Linked DNA regions of Mus musculus: region 1 is linked to region 2. A link is a loop called in an ENCODE intact Hi-C map of the cell type or tissue named here. Cell type or tissue: left cerebral cortex. All regions are shown on one strand. Links, peaks and the distances in the headings refer to the core of each region. The heading gives the core; the rest is flanking DNA.

The links. A loop is a pair of places that touch in the nucleus more often than their neighbours do. Peaks named below come from ENCODE experiments on the same cell type or tissue, not always from the same donor. Only the 100,000 strongest peaks of a DNase experiment are listed, where the experiment ranks them.
Region 1: it touches region 2 in a loop (8-fold over the local background); 14 of 42 quality-filtered maps call a loop at or near these places.

Annotation. Positions count from the first base shown.
Region 1 is chr2:154,254,365-154,264,613 of GRCm38, forward strand. It overlaps Bpifb9a (BPI fold containing family B, member 9A), which reads left to right and starts at 3,515. Exons shown (of 15, transcript NM_175167.3): 1 at 3,515-3,550; 2 at 5,606-5,885; 3 at 7,540-8,044; 4 at 8,352-8,453; 5 at 8,993-9,148; 6 at 9,868-9,952. The coding sequence starts at 5,621. It also overlaps a transcript of Cdk5rap1 not described here. In left cerebral cortex, for the core only: no CTCF peak of the experiment used is centred there; no DNase peak of the experiment used is centred there.
Region 2 is chr2:154,304,180-154,314,428 of GRCm38, forward strand. Bpifb9b (BPI fold containing family B, member 9B) reads left to right here and starts at 3,065. Exons shown (of 15, transcript NM_001025574.1): 1 at 3,065-3,108; 2 at 5,167-5,446; 3 at 7,102-7,606; 4 at 7,916-8,017; 5 at 8,557-8,712; 6 at 9,432-9,516; 7 at 9,864-9,921. The coding sequence starts at 5,182. It also overlaps a transcript of Cdk5rap1 not described here. In left cerebral cortex, for the core only: no CTCF peak of the experiment used is centred there; no DNase peak of the experiment used is centred there.

The DNA of each region.
Region 1 (10,249 bases), core at 1,128-9,127, 50 kb before region 2:
ATATGGCATGGGGGTTAAACACATACCTAGAATATATGACAATAAGTTTAATCTCTAGTACCAGAAAAATGAAAATAAGACCTCATTGAGCCTATGTCACCTCTGCAGACAAGACCACATGTCAGTGACAAATTACAAGGGTTCTGAGACACAAAGTACCCAGGAGAGGGCCCTGTGAACTACGACTCCCAAAAATCAGAGTTGATCACACCACAGAAACAATTGACACAAGAGGCCCAACTCAGTCTCTACTTGCAGGACACCAGACACAAACAAACACATGAGAAACAGAAGTATGCCTTGTGCAGATGTGCATTGTGTGTGTGATTAAAGACACGACTATCAAAGGTGGAAATCTTGATGCCTGGGTCAACAGGGCTCCTTTGGCTCAGCTGGCCTATACTGATCTTTTCATACAGAGACATTAGGAGTTGGCACCTACCTTACATATCAAAGGCAAATGTGATCTCAGGCCAGCCTTGGACAGCCTTCAAAGGCTCTCCCTTCAAATGCACATCAGCAGGTCAAATCACTTAGTGTCTGAAACAAGCTGGCTTCTGTCAGCCCTTTGTCCCCAGATGGGAAACCTGACCTGAATGACATACTCCATGCATCCTGGATAAGCAGAATTCAGTGGTTGCCCCACCTCCTGAGAATCAGAGACCAGAAGTCACCACAGTGCCTCCCAATGTGCCCACTCCCACCTCGTCCATAAGTTGTCTGTCTCTAAAGAACTACTGAGGACAAAAAGGGTCAACTCACTGAGAGGTGTCACAGCTGGCACCAAAACCAGCATGCAATGTTCCTTAAAAGTCCAAAATATAATACCCAGAAAACTTGAGTTCCATCTACTACTGAGCATCATGGTTGTGCCCTGAGAGAAAAGGCCAGCTGCCCATTGTTCTTTGCATCTGAATTTCACCAAGACCACAGTGGGGCCATTGGAGGGGGAACAGTTGCTGACATTCAGAGCAAGGACAAGTGTGGCCAGGGAAAGGCCTGCAGTGGGCACGCAGAGGCTGCAGGAAGGGCCAAGCAGGGGAATAGGAAGGTTGCACCATGCTCAGCATGCAGGGAACGGGAACTGCCATGAGTGATCTGGGGTCACATAGCCCTGTCCTGCTTCAGCCCTGTGATTGCAACAGACACTGTGACATCCTAAACAGGGGAAATGGTAAACACTTCAGGGATGGGAACCCTGCAACCTTCTTTGGAAATGGAAGGAAACCCTCGGGCCCAGAAGAGAGGCACGGAAGCTTGAGAGACACAAAGTGAGAAAAGAGACAGCAAAGAGTCAGGGCATCAGACAGTGACTTTCTAAGAACAGAACAGACCCAAGGCAGACCACTAAGATCATGCATGGCTCATTCTGTTACAGAACCTAGGGTCACACAGGTGCCCCATGCAACGAGCCACTTTGGGACACCAGTTCTCAATAAGACAATTAATAGCCAAATGAATGTAAAAAGCACACACATTAACAGTTTAATCAATATGCCTAAGCTAGGAAGCAAAAGGGAGACGTAGTGACACACTGTTCCCCTTCGACTCCATTGTTAGGGTCCTGGCACGAACTCTCATTAAGTAGAGGCCAGAGCTATGTACAGCTAAGCAGCCCCTGTCAAGATGTCCTGGCTGCTATCATCTCTCCACTGCTGTCTCTACTTTAGGTTGCTCTGATGAGCTGCCAGTTGGTCCTCAATGGACCAGACAAAAACTCTCCATGCTGCATAGCTTACATGGTGCCAGAAAATACTAGGCATGCTTCTGGGGGATGTAGGGAAAAAAGACATCAAAGGGCTGACTCAACACTGGATGCTAGATGCTATAATAATGACCTACCTACATGATGAGCTGTGCCTACTACTGCAGTAGTGGAATAACGGTTATGGGAAGAACCAAGTGCTTTCTGATTGAATGTAAGGTCTGTTTCACAGAGGGACTTCATGCCTGCTACTGTAAGCCAGTGAAACATAAATGAGGAAGGAGATCTTAGGACCAGGGGAAGAGACCAACTCTTATTTTGCTACAAGTTCATACTATATAATCATTTTCCTAAATTCTTGTGTATACACAGATAAACATTTGTTGCTCTTGACTTTGGTCAAGACAATCCTTTTCATGCTGTGACAAACTTAATTCAGTCTCAGAACTGACAAAAATGTGAGTGTTCCAACACAAGATCAGGAAAAAACATGAGAGAGAGAGACAGAGACAGACAGAGAGACAGATGCAGGGGGCAGAAACAATGTTAAGGAATGGGAAAAAGTGTGAACTGCTACCTTCCAGACACAACTGTGGCACACATCTGTTCTAACCAGCAGTGTTCACCTGAAAAACAGCTTAAAAGGTCAAAATATTCAAGAGGCCAGTATGGATGGAGCAAGGCCACACAAAGACCTACCCTTAGTTGATAAACTATTCCAAGTGTTGATGAGTAATAAGGACTGGCACGCCCTAGCACACAATACAGGTACATTGCACACACAATGGTAGAAAGCCCTAATTAGACTCAAAAGATGTAAATACCCAAAAGAAGGAAAGTATGAAGCTAAGATGGAGAGCAAGCAAGGGCACTAGAAGCAGGTAGTGGTAAATGAATATCATCAAATTTCATTGAATAAACATACATTTTCAAAGAATACATGACTATTACTGGAAATATTAATGCACACACAATTCTTCACTCATGCCAGCCCTGTTATAATTGCATAGAAAGAAGAAATGAAAGTGGTCTCACACAATTATGGAACTACACTGCTTAACATGACTAGGATCACTGCTATGTTCCCATCCGTTCACTTTCTCACTATAACCATCCATCCGTTATTCATGGATACCTGCAAATATGGCTGGATGCTTCATGTCACTCATCCCTGAGACCAAGGATTTGAAAAGAGGCCATCTCATAAATTATGACCAAAGGGACACACACAATAGCTATGCATGGCTGCCTACCATTCTGTTGATGGTTAGATATCAAGCTTATACTTAACCTTATGAAACACCATTAAAGTCCTCTCACAGGACTGCCCACTGGCATCTCACTTGTGGCCCTATCCATTTTTTATTGCATGCAGTCACCCAACAACCTCATGAATACAAGGCAGCAACACATAAGAAAGGTTATGAGGATGTAAAATAAGAAGAGGACGATTAAACTCCTTACATTACACTCCACAAACACATTAAGGAGCTCAATTCATTGGCTTCTCCCCACCCCAAGGTTGAAAACAAAACACAAGGAACCATCAGGTTCCTAAAGGCGAGGCATATGTTCTGTATGACGACACGCCTGCCCTGCCATCAAAAGATCTGCTCTGACAGGCATAGGAACATGCCAACAAAAGCAAGAACAAAGGTCGAGTACTCTTCTGGAAAGCATCACACCTGTCTTATCAACACATCTACCTCAGGCGCCTTCCTCCATCATGACCTTTCAAGGAGGCACTGGATGGGCTATAAAAGGGGACACATGTTCAGGAGGACAGCAGAAGCAGGAGCAGGAGAAGCAGCTCCTGAAGACAGCAAACCTTCAACAAGGGGCAAGGTAAGGACTGCCCAGAAATCCACACAGAAGGGCAAAGCTGGTGGGATGAGCATGGAACAGGTAACCTCTGGACAGATAACTAGGGCTTACTTCCTGGCTCTGAAATGTTACTCTGCTGCTTAAGTGCAAGACATTGGGTCTACCATGGGATGGGGGATAACAAGGGCCTAACAGACTGCTCTAAGAAAATGGGACACTGAGTACTGGACTCCAAGAAACATCAATCAGGTCAGCATACATGAGCCCTTTACTAGACACACATGCCTTGCTCTTCCTTAGAGTGTTTTTAGATGACTGCCTTACTGACTAGATTTCCCACAAGTCAGAGAGGAAAAGGGGAAATCAGGTGAAAGTGGGGTGAGATTTATTTTCCAAACAGCAATTTATTCAAGACAGGGAATGTACCATTGGCATCACTTTACTGGAACCACTTCCTGATGGTGAGGGCACCACAGGGCTTCGTTGTGGTAGTGTAGGTGCACAAAGCAAAGCTAAACCAGAACACCATCCACGGAGATTCAGAAATTTTCAGACATAGGCCAGCTCTGTTCCGAGAAGACTCAGTCACTGAAGACATCAGGAATAGGCAATGAAGTTGGGGTGAAGCAAGATCTGAAAGATGATTTAGAGGGAGTATAGATGATATTTTGAAACAATATCAACTAATTGTCAGAGCGGTACCAGTCACAGCACTCAGGTTGCTTAGTGTTTCTATAGTTGGGGTTGTGGCTGCCATATTGGTGAATGGCTTTTATTATCAGGAAATCATCAAGGGCCCACTTTCAATTAGACAAATCTCAGGGGTAAGGATTAATTTGGGGTAAGGATTTGAGAGAAGGGACGAGAAGTGGGAGAAAAGGAACACACCCTCCATTTTACAAAACCTGACAGGGGACATGGAAGAAATGCCACCATCTAACCATCTTGTAGGAACACGTCACGGATGCACACCTCAGCACCACTCTCAAGGTTAGAGAGAGGCTAGTCAGATCACTCAGCTGGAGAAAGTACCTGTCTCCAAGCTTGAGGACTTCACTTTGATCTCTGGATCAAATGGCAAAAGGAAGGAACCAACTCAAACACGATGTTATGTGGCTCGCACACATGACATGGAACACACATATATAACAACAGAAAGTAATGAATGTGTAGAATTACCTTTAAGACAGGCCAGGCAAGGTGGTGCACAGCTTTAATCCCAACACTGAAGAGACAGAGGCAGAAAGATCTCTGTGAGTTCAATGCCACTATGGTCTACCAAACAAGCTTCAGGAAACCCAGGTCAACAACATAAAACCCTGTCACAAAAGGAAATAGAGGTAAATGTCAGAGCTAAGGGGTAAGCAAGGAATCTGAGAAGGTGAGGTAGGAAATGATCTCCAGGAGCCACCAGCACAGCTCAGATCTATCGAGAAAAAGTTATGCTACCCAAGACAAGATAGCCTGGATCAGAAGGGTTTTCCTGGCACAATGAGATAGGGTATCTCTAGAAAAGTCCTATACTAACTACTGACAAGGAAGATACTTAGGGGAAGGGACCTAAGTTGATGGTAAGGATCCAAGCCTTAACACATTCACAGAGGAGGACTGGGACGCTGATAAGGAGCTGAAGACAGAGCACATGGGTAGAGCAATGCTGAAAAGGAGACAGGTCCTGTGTGTAATCTCAACACCGAACACAAAACCATAGGCAGGGACATTTATGCTAGGCATAATACCAAGGATGTGTGACTTAACATGACAGTGGGAAAATTTATACAAGTATCTGGAAGAGAGAATTCAGGGCAGAGCTCAGCTTAAATTGATATGTTGAAGCCAATCCTGACAAAACACTGTGCCATGGGAGAAACACAAACAGGAAAGAGAAGTTTCCTCAAGATGTTTACTGCCATGTATCAGACCAAATCTCCATGAATGGAGAAGAAACAGGGCTGTCAAGTATGTCAGTAGCACACTCTTACAGGGCCAGGGAGTCATCTACACCTCTACACCAAGTTCAATGAAATCTTTAAGATCTGTTGGGAATGTGATGTGCTACCCACTTCTCCTCTTCAGGTTTCAGCCACAAAGATGTGGGTTCTCCAGGCCTTGGCCATCATGTTGAGCATCCAAGCGGGAACACTTGACCTGGTGGAAACACCCCCAGTGGTGGGCAATCTTCCTGTTGCCATGCCTGTTCCACTCAATCTCCCTGTAGGAGGCCTAAGTCCTCCAGTCCTCAAAGGACCAGTCAACCATCAAATGTTACCTCCTAAAAGGCCTGTACCTCCACCCAAAGGTGGCAAGTGTGCACCTGCAGCCAGATACTTCCTCTCCAGTGACAAACTCCATGACTGTAAGTGAGACCTATTTTACCTCTTATCTTGAGTCCTGTCCACTCTTTCCAGGGGCTGCTCAATTCTGAGCTTAGGAGGAGTTCAATCAACTTTCTGAGCAAGTGGATTTAAACATCATGATGCTGTAACATCTACTTGGGGCCTAGAGAGCCAAGGGACCTTGGGGCATACCTATAAATTCTGGTGCAGCAAGAGACTGAATCTAGATCATCCTAATACTCTAGGATAAGGTCAAACTGCTTGTAGGTTCACACTGTTGGTCCAGGACAAGCCTACGCTACCCAAGACAAAGGAACTGTACAGACCCAATGGCTATCTCACTATTTGAGTTCCAACTGAGTCTTACCATCTAGAGACGATGTCACACTACAGACCTCAAGCTCATCTCTACTCCTGAAGAACCATAACCCTCAGCCTGCTGTTTAGCACAAGGAAACAGCAAATTTAGCATTGTCCTACAATCCCTTGAGCACTTATGCTCTCTCAAGACCCATTTCATCTCCTCCCCCAGATAAACATTGTTCTCTGAGATAAAAGTTCAATTGCCCATGATTCTCAAAGGCTGAGAGCACAAAAAAAGTGATTCTGGTTGAGAAACAGAAAATGGATAGGACTAATGGAATGTTATTTAACAACAAGAAACACTTAAACTTTTTAGCAGCTCCCAGGAGCAATGGTCTAGCAAAGCCCTACATCAGAGCATGACAGGATAAAGATGGAGGCCGTAAAGCAATGAACTGGCATAGTGGATTACACCTAAAATCCACCAAAATCCAATTTATGAGGCACAGAACTCTTGGACTGAGAAGGAGTAAGTAGCTGGGCTGGAAAAGATGCTTCACGGACTACTTTCAACTCCAACTCAATTGAGCCAGAAACAACCCTCAGTCCAATCTTCCTCAGCTATACATTCAGCAAGGCTGACCACAGTCAATACTTCACTGACCTTTTTCTATGCCATTCCTACTACAGCCAGAAAGGCACACAAGGGAAGTATTCGAGAGACTTGACAATTCTCCAAGACATGGCTGGTAAAAGCATGTTGGCCTGATGCCCCTCACCCCCATAATAGGACCAGACTAGAATGCTCTGCAAATCGAGTGCAAGTGTGTCTGAGCCAGGGAGTTAGAGTGTATTTTACAGGATTTTTATTAAAAGTAAACAAAAGGGCTGGAGAGATGGCTCAGCAGTTAAGAGCACCAACTGCTCTTCTGAAGGTCATGAGTTCAGATCGCAGCAACCACATGATGGCTCACAACCATCCATTATAAGGTCTGAAGACAGCTACAGTGTACTTACATATAATAAAAAAAATAAATCTTTTTTTTTTAAATTAAACAAGAGTACCAAAAAGGACAAGACAGGGAAAAATGACAAACATAAATGAAGTCCCACCCTTACTCTGTGCCCATTTACCTTTGAAGAAAATGCTCTTATCACAGGTTAGCATCACTGTAGGCTAAAAGGAGCTGTTCAGGTCTTGGAAGGTATATTTCTCTGACAGAGGCTAACTCTTAACTAGGCCAGGGACAAGACTCAAATTGGAAGGCAGAATACAAAGTCCCTATGTGCCCCATATTTCAAGATGCTATCTTCCAGGAAGAAAGAATGCTAGGGCTGAGCTGACAGCAGTTGTCGCTTGATCTTTTTCAGACCTCATGAGCACACTGCCCCCACAGATTGAGGACATGGTGAAGTGTGATGAAGTTAACCTGGAAGGCATGCTTGCGGATGTGTTGAACACTGTGGAGAGCTCTGACCTGCTCTCCCTCTTAGATGGCATTTCCCTCCTAAAAGGAGGAGAAGGGGGAGGCCTTGGCATTGGTGGACTCCTAGGCAATGAAGGCAATGGGGATTCCTCAAAGCCCTCATCAGGCTCCAAGGCCACTGGTGGTCTTGGCCAGCTAATCCCAGGGGGCATCCCAGGCACGGAGGCCCTGGGCGGCCTACTAAACCTCGGTGGAGACAAGAGCTCTGGAAAAGGGCTGCTGAATGGGGATGGGCTCTCCAAAATCAAGAAGCCTCTTGAGGATGCAGTTGAAAATGTGAGCGGTATAAAAGATGCCATTCAGGAGAAAGTGAATGAAGTGGTCCCAGATGGCGTCAAGGAGCCACTTAACGATGTGCTCAAGATGGATATCAAAGACACTCTGCTCGAGTAAGTGCTTTCTCACTGTGGGATTTTGGATAAAGAAGCTGCTTTGGGAAACCCTCAGACCCAACATACAGCAATCCCAGGGAAAGTCACCCTTCCATAGAGAGACATACTGACTTCCCCTAGAAGTCTCTGGAAAATAGGGCCAGGATTTCTTGACCTCAAACCCTTAGACAGTGGAAAATAAAGCTCAGGGGCCATAGGACTAGCAGAGATCAGCAGGTGGTGAGCTTGCTGCCTCACAGGTATTACGCAGGAAGACCAGACTGTTTCCATGACACACAACTGAGTCTCTGCTATCACTCTGCAGACTGAAGGTCGGACAAGTAACTTTGGACGACATGGAGATAAACATGGAAGCTAATGGCATGCAAGTTCTCTCCATGCTTACTGCTACCATAGATGGAAAAGGGTGAGTATGTTTCCCCAAGGGTTACCTGGGTTATTCTGGATGAGGGTACATGTGCCCTATGCTAAGTCACATGACAAAGACACATAGTTAGAAGAGGACTGGCTTCCCGCCCAGCCAGGCTTACACTATAAAACAATATCTCAAACAAGAAATATATACATATTTACATATGTACATGAATCCTATCCATAACTGAAGTACCAGTAGCAGGCCAGGCATGCTCCTGGCACATGTGCCTTATGCACTTACATTCAATACAGAAGGTCCAAGCCCTGAACTTGGGTGCCCATTACAGTGACCTCCCCAAGACTTGGTGAAACAATTGTTTGTGAAACACAGAATGACTGCCCAAAAAAGACCTGGCTCTTCTTCTGTGGCAAGGGACTGAGAACCTAAGATCATGTGAACTGGCATGTTCTGTCCTTCCCTATAGACAATGAACCTGGCCCAAGGCATGAGGCTCATTCCCAAATGCCTATCCCTCCCTAGAGAGTCACATTTCAGGTGGTATCCATTCACCCTCACCTTTTTCTACACAGCGTGCTTGGACCAGTCATCAGCCTACTGCAGTTTGAAGCTAAGATGGATGTAATGACGACAATTGCTGTTGCCTCCAACAACACCCAGTGTGTCAACCTTGATGCCCAAGACACCCACATGCATGTCAAGGAAATGAAAATTCAGTTAGTGGAGACGTATGTAAAACCTTTCTTTTCTTTACTGGCCTGACTCAAATGTGTCACCGAAGGTCCCTGCTGCTTTCTCAGAGTTGAACTGGTCCACCATAGTACACTAGACAATCAGTAAATGCAGACCAGCTAGAAGCTGACTAGCAGCATCCCACTTTGTGGAAGGACTGCCTTCTCACACCTACATTTCTTCATTCCTCCTGCCTTTCCTAGTAGCCCATCCCATATGTTTCATAAACAGTACACTGACTAGATTCAAAATGCAAAATAAGAGCCATGTGGCTACACAGGGAAAATCTTCTGACAGTTGTGCGGCCCTAGTTCCCATGTCCTGTCCAAAGCACAGCATGCAGGCTCTTCTGACTTAGATCCACACTGACAAAGATGGAAAGACTTCCCATTACATAGCATAGGGAAGGAGCCACTACATTTTCTTTAGCTAGAGCTAAGAAAGTTGTGAGTTCAGATCCAAAACTACACCAAGACAACAAACAGGACTGTGAACAAACTTGTTCCACTGTCTGAAGGATGAAGCCATCCAGGTGGACCTCGAGATTAGGTATCCTATGCTTTGGTCCTTTGTGCCTTTGCAAAGAGTTCAGGTTCTCCACATATTGAGAACACAGCCATCATCCTGACTCCTTCATCAGTGAAATGTTTTCTCTAACACATGGACAAACCTAGAAATACAAGGATCACTTATTTCAACATGTATTCTTTCACAGAGTCACAGGAAAAGTGCCTCTGCCTGTGCCTCTGCCCTTGGATCAGATCATCCCAGCAATAGTGACAGCAAAAATAAATGAAAATGTAAGTCCAGGGAAGGGAAGGGTGGGAGTTCCTGTGGGGAGCTAAGTCAATGGGGAAACACAGGGAGAGAACGCTTGCAGGTTATAAGTGGCCTGATGTTGGGAGAGACTTAGGGGCAAAGCCAGGGCCCTCTGGAGCCAAAAGGGCCACCATGGACAAGCAGCACACCAGGACCATACTGCCTGACAGCAGAACTACAAATCATGAGACATGGCAACCATGGAAGACTTAAGCCCAGGGACGTGTCACAGAAGGGGAAGTCAAGGGGATAAGGACAGGAGGAGATGTGGCAAGACA
Region 2 (10,249 bases), core at 1,313-9,312:
GTGATCTCAGGCCAGCCTTGGACAGCCTTCAAAGGCTCTCCCTTCAAATGCACATCAGCAGGTCAAATCACTTAGTGTCTGAAACAAGATGGCTTCTGTCAGCCCTTTGTCCCCAGATGGGAAACCTGACCTGAATGACATACTCCATGCATCCTGGATAAGCAGAATTCAGTGGTTGCCCCACCTCCTGAGAATCAGAGACCAGAAGTCACCACAGTGCCTCCCAATGTGCCCACTCCCACCTCGTCCATAAGTTGTCTGTCTCTAAAGAACTACTGAGGACAAAAAGGGTCAACTCACTGAGAGGTGTCACAGCTGGCACCAAAACCAGCATGCAATGTTCCTTAAAAGTCCAAAATATAATACCCAGAAAACTTGAGTTCCATCTACTACTGAGCATCATGGTTGTGCCCTGAGAGAAAAGGCCAGCTGCCCATTGTTCTTTGCATCTGAATTTCACCAAGACCACAGTGGGGCCATTGGAGGGGGAACAGTTGCTGACATTCAGAGCAAGGACAAGTGTGGCCAGGGAAAGGCCTGCAGTGGGCACGCAGAGGCTGCAGGAAGGGCCAAGCAGGGGAATAGGAAGGTTGCACCATGCTCAGCATGCAGGGAACGGGAACTGCCATGAGTGATCTGGGGTCACATAGCCCTGTCCTGCTTCAGCCCTGTGATTGCAACAGACACTGTGACATCCTAAACAGGGGAAATGGTAAACACTTCAGGGATGGGAACCCTGCAACCTTCTTTGGAAATGGAAGGAAACCCTCGGGCCCAGAAGAGAGGCACAGAAGCTTGAGAGACACAAAGTGAGAAAAGAGACAGCAAAGAGTCAGGGCATCAGACAGTGACTTTCTAAGAACAGAACAGACCCAAGGCAGACCACTAAGATCATGCATGGCTCATTCTGTTACAGAACCTAGGGTCACACAGGTGTCCCATGCAACGAGCCACTTTGGGACACCAGTTCTCAATAAGACAATTAAAAGCCAAATGAATGTAAAAAGCACACACATTAACAGTTTAATCAATATGCCTAATCTAGGAAGCAAAAGAGAGATGCAGTGACACACTGTTCCCCTTAAACTCCATTGTTAGGGTCCTGGCATGAACTCTCATTAAGTAGAGGCCAGAGCTATGTACAGCTAAGCAGCCCCAGTCAAGATGTGCTGGCTGCCATTATCTCTCCACTGCAGTCTCTGCTTTAGGTAGTCTGATGAGCTGCCAGTTGGTCCTCAATGGGCCAGACAAAAACTCTCCACCCTGCATAGCTTACATAGTGCCAGAAAATACTAGGCATGCCTCTGGGGGATGTAGGGAAAAAAGACATCAAAGGGCTGACTCAACACTGGATGCTAGATGCTATAATAATGACCTACCTACATGACGAGCTGTGCCCACTACTGCAGTAGTGGAATAATGGTTATGGGAAGAACCAAGTGCTTTCTGATTGAATGTGAGGCCTGTTTCACAGAGGGACTTCATGCCTGCTACTTTAAGCCAGTGAAACATAAATGAGGAAGGAGATCTTAGGACCAAGGGAAGAGACCAACTCTTATTTTGCTACAAGTTCATGCTATATAATCACTTTCCTAAATTCTTGTGTATACACAGATAAACATTTGTTGCTCTTGATTTTGGTCAAGACAATCCTTTTCATACTATGACAAACTTACTGCAGTATCAGAACTGACAAAAATATGAGTGTTCCAACACAAGATCAGGAAAAAACATGAGAGACAGAGACAGACAGACAGACAGACAGACAGACAGACAGACAGACAGATTCAGGGGGCAGAAACAATGTTAAGGAATGGGAAGAAGTGTGAACTGCTACCTTCCAGACACAACTGTTGCACACACCTGTTCTAACCAGCAGTGTTCACCTGAAAAACACTTCAAAAGGTCAAAATATTCAAGAAGCCAGTATGGATGCAGCAATGCCACACAAAGACCTACCCTTAGTGGATGAACTATACCAAGTGTTGATGAGTAATAAGGATTGGCACACCTTAGCACACAATACAGGTACATTGCACACACAATGGTAGAAAGCCCTAATTAGACTCAAAGGATGTAAATACCCAAAAGAAGTAAAGTGTGAAGCTAAGATGGAGAGGAAGCAAGGGCACTAGAAGCAGGTAGTGGTAAATGAATATCATCAAATTTCATTGAATAAACATACATTTTCAAAGAATACATGACTATTATTGGAAATATTAATGCACACACAATTCTTCATTCATGCCAGCCCTGTTATAATTGCATTGAAAGAAGAAATGAAAGTGGTCTCACACAATTATGGAACTACTCTGCTTAACATGACTAGGATCACTGCTATGTTCCCATCCGTTCACTTTCTCACTATAACCATCCATCCCTTACTCATGGGTACCTGCAAATATGGCTGGATGCTTCATGTCACTCATCCCTGAGACCAAGGTTTTGAAAAGAGGCCATCTCATGAAATTATGACCAAAGGGACACACACAGTAGCTATGCCATGGCTGCCTACCAATTCTGTTGATGGTTAGATATCAAGCTTATACTTAACCTTATGAAACACCATTAAAGTCCTCTCACAGGATGCCCACGGCATCTCACTTGTGGCCCTATCCATTTTTTATTGCATGCAGTCACCCAAGATCCTCATGAATACAAGGCAGCCACACATAAGAAAGGTTATGAGGATGTAAAATAAGAAGAGGACAGATAAAACTCCTTACATTACACTCCACAAACACATTAAGGAGCTCAATCCATTGGCTTCTCCCCACCCCAAGGTTGAAAACAAAACACAAGGAACCATCAGGTTCCTAAAGGCGAGGCATATGTTCTTTATGACGACACGCCTGCTCTGCCATCCCAAGATCTGCTCTGACAGGCATAGGAACATGCCAACAAAAGCAAGAACAAAGGTAGAGTACTCTTCTGGAAAGCATCACACCTGTCTTATCAGCACAACTACCTCAGGCCCCTTCCTCCATCGTGACCTTTAAAGGAGGCACTGGATGGGCTATAAAAGGGGACACATGTTTCAGGAAAACAGCAGAAGCAGGAGCAGGAGAAGCAGCTCCTGAAGACAGCAAACCTTCAACCAGGGGCAAGGTAAGGACTGCCCAGAAATCCACACAGAAGGGCAAAGCTGGTGGGATGAGCATGGAACAGGTAACCTCTGGACAGATAACTAGGGCTTACTTCCTGGCTCTGAAATATTCCTCTGTGGCTTAAGTGCAGGACATTGGGTGTACCATGGGATGGGGGGTAACAAGGGCCTAACAGACTGCTCTAAGAAAATGGGAAACTTAGTGCTGGACTCCCAGAAACATCCATCAGGTCAGCATACTGGAGCCCTTTACTAGACACACATGCCTTGCTCTTCCTTAGAGTGTTTTTAGATGACTGCCTTATTGACTAGATTTCCCACAAGTCAGAGAGGAAAGGGGGAAATCAGGTGAAAGTGGGGTGAGATTTATTTTCCAAACAGCAATTTATTCAAGACAAGGAGTGTACCATTGGCATCACTATACTGGAACCACTTCCTGATGGTGAGGGCACCACAGGGCTTCGTTGTGGTAGTGTAGGTGCACAAAGCAAAGCTAAACCAGAACACCATCCACGGAGATTCAGAAATTTTCAGACATAGGCCAGCTCTGTTCCGAGAAGACTCAGTCACTGAAGACATCAGGAATAGGCAATGAAGTTGGGGTGAAGCAAGATCTGAAAGATGATTTAGAGGGAGTATAGATGATATGTTGAAACAATATCAACTACTTGTCAGAGTGGGACCAGTCACAGCACTCAGGTTGCTTAGTGTTTCTATAGTTGGGGTTGTGGCTGCCATATTGGTGAATGGCTTTTATTATCAGGAAATCATCAAGGGCCCACTTTCAATTAGACAAATCTCAGGGGTAAGGATTATCTTGGGGTAAGGATTTGAGAGAAGGGACGAGAAGTGGGAGAAAAGGAACACACCCTCCATTTTACAAAACCTGACAGGGGACATGGAAGAAATGCCACCATCTAACCATCTTGTAGGAACACGTCATGGATACACACCTCAGCACCACTCTCAAGGTTAGAGAGAGGCTAGTCAGATCACTCAGCTGGTGAAAGTACCTGTCTCCAAGCTTGAGGACTTCACTTTGATCTCTGCAACACAAATGGCAAAAGGAAGGAACCAACTCAAACACGATGTCATGTGGCTTGCACACATGACTTGGAACACACATATATAACAACAGAAAGTAATGAATGTGTGGAATTACCTTTAAGACAGGCCAGGCAAGGTGGTGCACAGCTTTAATCCCAACACTGGAGAGACAGAGGCAGAAAGATCTCTGTGAGTTCAAGGCCACTATGGTCTATCAAGCAAGCTTCAGGAAACCCGGGTCAACAACATAAAACCCTGTCACAAAAGGAAATAGAAGTAAATGTCAGAGCTAAGGGGTAAGCAAGGAATCTGAGATGGTGAGGTAGGAAATGATCTCCAGCAGCCACCAGCACAGCTCAGATCTATCGAGCAAAAGTTATGCCACCCAAGACAAGATAGCTGGGATCAGAAGGGTTTTCCAGGCACAATGAGATAGGGTGTCTCTAGAAAAGTCCTATACTAACTACTCACAAGGAAGATACTTAGGGGAAGGGACCTAAGGTTGAGGGTAAGAATACAAACCTTGACACATTCACAGAGGAGGACTGAGACGCTGATAAGGGGCTGAGGACAAAGCACGTGGGTAGAGCAATGCTGAAAAGGAGACAGGTCCTGTATGTAATCTCAACACCGAACACAAAACCATAGGCAGGGACATTTATGCTAGGCATAATACCAAGGATGTGTGACTTAACATGACAGTGGGAAAATATATACAAGTATCTGGAAGAGAGAATTCAGGGCAGAGCTCAGCTTAAATTGATATGTTGAAGCCAATCCTGACAAAACACTGTGCCATGGGAGAAATACAAACAGGAAAGAGGAGTTTCCTCAAGATGTTTACTGTCATGTATCAGACCAAATCCCCAAGAATGGAGAAAAAACAGGGCTGTCTAGTATGTCAGTAGCACACTCTTACAGGGCCAGGGAGTCATCTACACCTCTACACCAAGTTCAATGAAATCTCTAAGATCCATTGGGAATTTGATGTGCTACCCACTTCTCCTCTTCAGGTTTCAGCCACAAAGATGTGGGTTCTCCAGGCCTTGGCCATCATGTTGAGCATCCAAGCGGGAACACTTGACCTGGTGGAAACACCCCCAGTGGTGGGCAATCTTCCTGTTGCCGTGCCTGCTCCACTCAATCTCCCTGTAGGAGGCCTAAGTCCCCCAGTCCTCAAAGGACCAGTCAACCATCAAATGTTACCTCCTAAAAGGCCTGTACCTCCACCCAAAGGTGCCAAGTGTGCACCTGCAGCCAGATACTTCCTCTCCAGTGACAAACTCCATGACTGTAAGTGAGACCTATTTTACCTCTTATCTTGAGTCCTGTCCACTCTTTCCAGGGGCTGCTCAATTCTGAGCTTAGGAGGAGTTCAATCAACTTTCTGAGCAAGTGGATTTAAACATCATGATGCTGTAACATCTACTTGGTGCCTAGAGAGCCAAGGGACCTTGGGGCATACTTATAAATTCTAGTGCAGCAAGGGACTGAATCTAGATCATCCTAATACTCTAGGATAAGGTCAAACTGTAGGTTCACACTGTTGGTCCAGGACAAGACTATGCTACCCAAGACAAAGGAACTGTACAGACCCAATGGCTATTGACTTCCAATTGAGTCTTACCATCTAGAGACTATGTCACACTACAGACCTCAAGCTTGTCTCTACTCCTTAAGAACCATAACCCTCAGCCTGCTGTTTAGCACAAGGAAACAGCAAATTTAGCATTGTCCTACAAGCCCTTGACCACATATGCTCTCTCAAGACCCATTTCATCTCCTCCCCCAGATAAACATTGTTCTCTGAGATAAAAGTTCAATTGCCCATGATTCTCAAAGGCTGAGAGCACAAAAGAGTAATTCTGGTTGAGAAACAGAAAATGGATAGGACTAATGGAATGTTATTTAACAACAAGAAACACTTAAACTTTTTAGCAGCTCCCAGGAGCAATGGTCTAGCAAAGCCCTACATCAGAGCATGACAGGATAAAGATGGAGGCTGTAAAGCAATGAACTGGTAGAGTGGATTACACCTAAAATCCACCAAAATCCAATTCATGAGGCACAGAACTCTTGGACTGAGAAGGAGTAGCTAGGCTGGAAAAGATGCTTCACGGACTCCTTTCAACTCCAACTCGATTGAGCCAGAAACATCCCTCAGTCCAATCTTCCTCAGCTATACATTCAGCAAGGCTGACCACAGTCAATACTTCACTGACCTTTTTCTATGCCATTCCTACTACAGCCAGAAAGGCACACAAGGGAAGTATTCTAGAGACTTGACAATTCTCCAAGCCATGGCTGGTAAAAGCATGTTGGCCTGATGCCCCTCACCCCCATAATAGGACCAGACTAGAATGCTCTGCAAATCGAGTGCAAGTGTGTCTGAACCAGGGAGTTAGAGTGTATTTTACACGATTTTTATTAAAAGTATACAAGAGGGGTGGAGAGATGGCTCAGCAGTTAAGAGCACCAACTGCTCTTCTGAAGGTCGTGAGTTCCGATCAAAGCAAACACATGATGGCTCACAACCATCCATTATGAGATCTGATGCCCTCTTCTGGGGTGTCTGAAGACAGCTACAGTGTACTTACATATAATAAATAAATAAATCCTTTTTTTTAATTAAACAAGAGTACCAAAAAGGACAAGACAGGGAAAAATGACAAACATAAATGAAGTCCCACCCTTACTCTGTGCCCATTTACCTTTGAAGAAAATGCTCTTATCACAGGTTAGCATCACCCTAGACTAAAAGGAGCTGTTCAGGTCTTGGAAGGTATATTTCTCTGACAGAGGCTAACTCTTAACTAGGCCAGGGACAAGACTCAAATTGGAGGGCAGAATACAAAGTCCCTAAGTGCCCCATATTTCAAGATGCTATCTTCCAGGAAGAAAGAATGCTAGGGCTGAAGTGACAGCAGTTGTCGCTTGATCTTTTTCAGACCTCATGAGCACACTGCCCCCACAGATTGAGGACATGGTGAAGTGTGATGAAGTTAACCTGGAAGGCATGCTTGCGGATGTGTTGAACACTGTGGAGAGCTCTGACCTGCTCTCCCTCTTAGATGGCATTTCCCTCCTAAAAGGAGGAGAAGGGGGAGGCCTTGGCATTGGTGGACTCCTAGGCAATGAAGGCAATGGGGATTCCTCAAAGCCCTCATCAGGCTCCAAGGCCACTGGTGGTCTTGGCCAGCTAATCCCAGGGGGCATCCCAGGCACGGAGGCCCTGGGCGGCCTACTAAACCTCGGTGGAGACAAGAGCTCTGGAAAAGGGCTGCTGAATGGGGATGGGCTCTCCAAAATCAAGAAGCCTCTTGAGGATGCAGTTGAAAATGTGAGCGGTATAAAAGATGCGATTCAGGAGAAAGTGAATGAAGTGGTCCCAGATGGCATCAAGGAGCCACTTAACGATGTGCTCAAGATGGATATCAAAGACACTCTGCTCGAGTAAGTGCTTTCTCACTGTGGGGTTTTGGACAAAGAAGCTGCTTTGGGAAACCCTCAGACCCAACATACAGCAATCCCAGGGAAAGTCACCCTTCCATAGAGAGACATACTGACTTCCCCTAGAAGTCTCTCTGGAAAATAGGGCCAGGATTTCTTGACCTCAAACCTTTAGACGGTGGAAAATAAAGCTCAGGGGCCATAGGACTAGCAGAGATCAGCAGGTGGTGAGCTTGCTGCCTCACAGGTATTACGCAGGAAGACCAGACTGTTTCCATGACACACAACTGAGTCTCTGCTATCACTCTGCAGACTGAAGGTCGGACAAGTAACTTTGGACGACATGGAGATAAACATGGAAGCTAATGGCATGCAAGTTCTCTCCATGCTTACTGCTACCATAGATGGAAAAGGGTGAGTATGTTTCCCCAAGGGTTACCTGGGTTATTCTGGATGAGGGTACATGTGCCCTATGCTAAGTCACATGACAAAGACACATAGTTAGAAGAGGACTGGCTTCCCGCCCAGCCAGGCTTACACTATAAAACAATATCTCAAACAAGAAATATATACATATTTACATATGTACATGAATCCTATCCATAACTGAAGTACCAGTAGCAGGCCAGGCATGCTCCTGGCACATGTGCCTTATGCACTTACATTCAATACAGAAGGTCCAAGCCCTGAACTTGGGTGCCCATTACAGTGACCTCCCCAAGACTTGGTGAAACAATTGTTTGTGAAACACAGAATGACGGCCCAAAAAAGACCTGGCTCTTCTTCTGTGGCAAGGGACTGAGAACCTAAGATCATGTGAACTGGCATGTTCTGTCCTTCCCTATAGACAATGAACCTGGCCCAAGGCATGAGGCTCATTCCCAAATGCCTATCCCTCCCTAGAGAGTCACATTTCAGGTGGTATCCATTCACCCTCACCTTTTTCTACACAGCGTGCTTGGACCAGTCATCAGCCTACTGCAGTTTGAAGCTAAGATGGATGTAATGACGACAATTGCTGTTGCCTCCAACAACACCCAGTGTGTCAACCTTGATGCCCAAGACACCCACATGCATGTCAAGGAAATGAAAATTCAGTTAGTGGAGACGTATGTAAAACCTTTCTTTTCTTTACTGGCCTGACTCAAATGTGTCACCGAAGGTCCCTGCTGCTTTCTCAGAGTTGAACTGGTCCACCATAGTACACTAGACAATCAGTAAATGCAGACCAGCTAGAAGCTGACTAGCAGCATCCCACTTTGTGGAAGGACTGCCTTCTCACACCTACATTTCTTCATTCCTCCTGCCTTTCCTAGTAGCCCATCCCATATATTTCATAAACAGTACACTGACTAGATTCAAAATGCAAAATAAGAGCCATGTGGCTACACAGGGAAAATCTTCTGACAGTTGTGCGGCCCTAGTTCCCATGTCCTGTCCAAAGCACAGCATGCAGGCTCTTCTGACTTAGATCCACACTGACAAAGATGGAAAGACTTCCCATTACATAATATAGGGAAGGAGCCACTACATTTTCTTTAGCTAGAGCTAAGAAAGTTGTGAGTTCAGATCCAAAACTACACCAAGACAACAAACAGGACTGTGAACAAACTTATTCCACTGTCTGAAGGATGAAGCCATCCAGGTGGACCTCGAGATTAGGTATCCTATGCTTTGGTCCTTTGTGCCTTTGCAAAGAGTTCAGGTTCTCCACAAATTGAGAACACAGCCATCATCCTGACTCCTTCATCAGTGAAATGTTTTCTCTAACACATGGACAAACCTAGAAATACGAGGATCACTTATTTCAACATGTATTCTTTCACAGAGTCACAGGAAAAGTGCCGCTGCCTGTGCCTCTGCCCTTGGATCAGATCATCCCAGCAATAGTGACAGCAAAAATAAATGAAAATGTAAGTCCAGGGAAGGGAAGGGTGGGAGTTCCTGTGGGGAGCTAAGTCAATGGGGAAACACAGGGAGAGAACGCTTGCAGGTTATAAGTGGCCTGATGTTGGGAGAGACTTAGGGGCAAAGCCAGGGCCCTCTGGAGCCAAAAGGGCCACCATGGACAAGCAGCACGCCTGGACCATACTGCCTGACAGCAGAACTACAAATCATGAGACATGGCAACCATGGAAGACTTAAGCCCAGGGACGTGTCACAGAAGGGGAAGTCAAGGGGATAAGGACAGGAGGAGATGTGGCAAGACAGGCTACTGAGGCTTCCTCAAGCTAACTTCCTCTGTGTGCTGACTTCACAGCTGGAAAAATCCAACTCCTGTGCCATCGTCCTCAATGACTTCAACAACTGCAAGAACAGTGAGTACTTCCTTAGAGTCCTATGAGAGCAGAGATGGCCCGAGCACAGTGAGGGATTTCAGAGCGTGACAAATCACAGAGATGGACCGCTCAGATCACTCCCCCCAAAACTACAAAGACCCACACAACCTCCTCAAAACACTTAGAGAAGACAATGGCCACCTGACCTTTCTCTAAATGGACATAGCTTCTGCCACATGGAAAATGATGTGACCCAGTGCCTCTGCAGGGTCTGCCTGGATCTTCCCAACCCAAACACCTCTCTAAGGCAGCATTGCATAGAGATTGAATCAAGGGCATTCCCCAGGCCCTCACCTCTGGTGGTCTG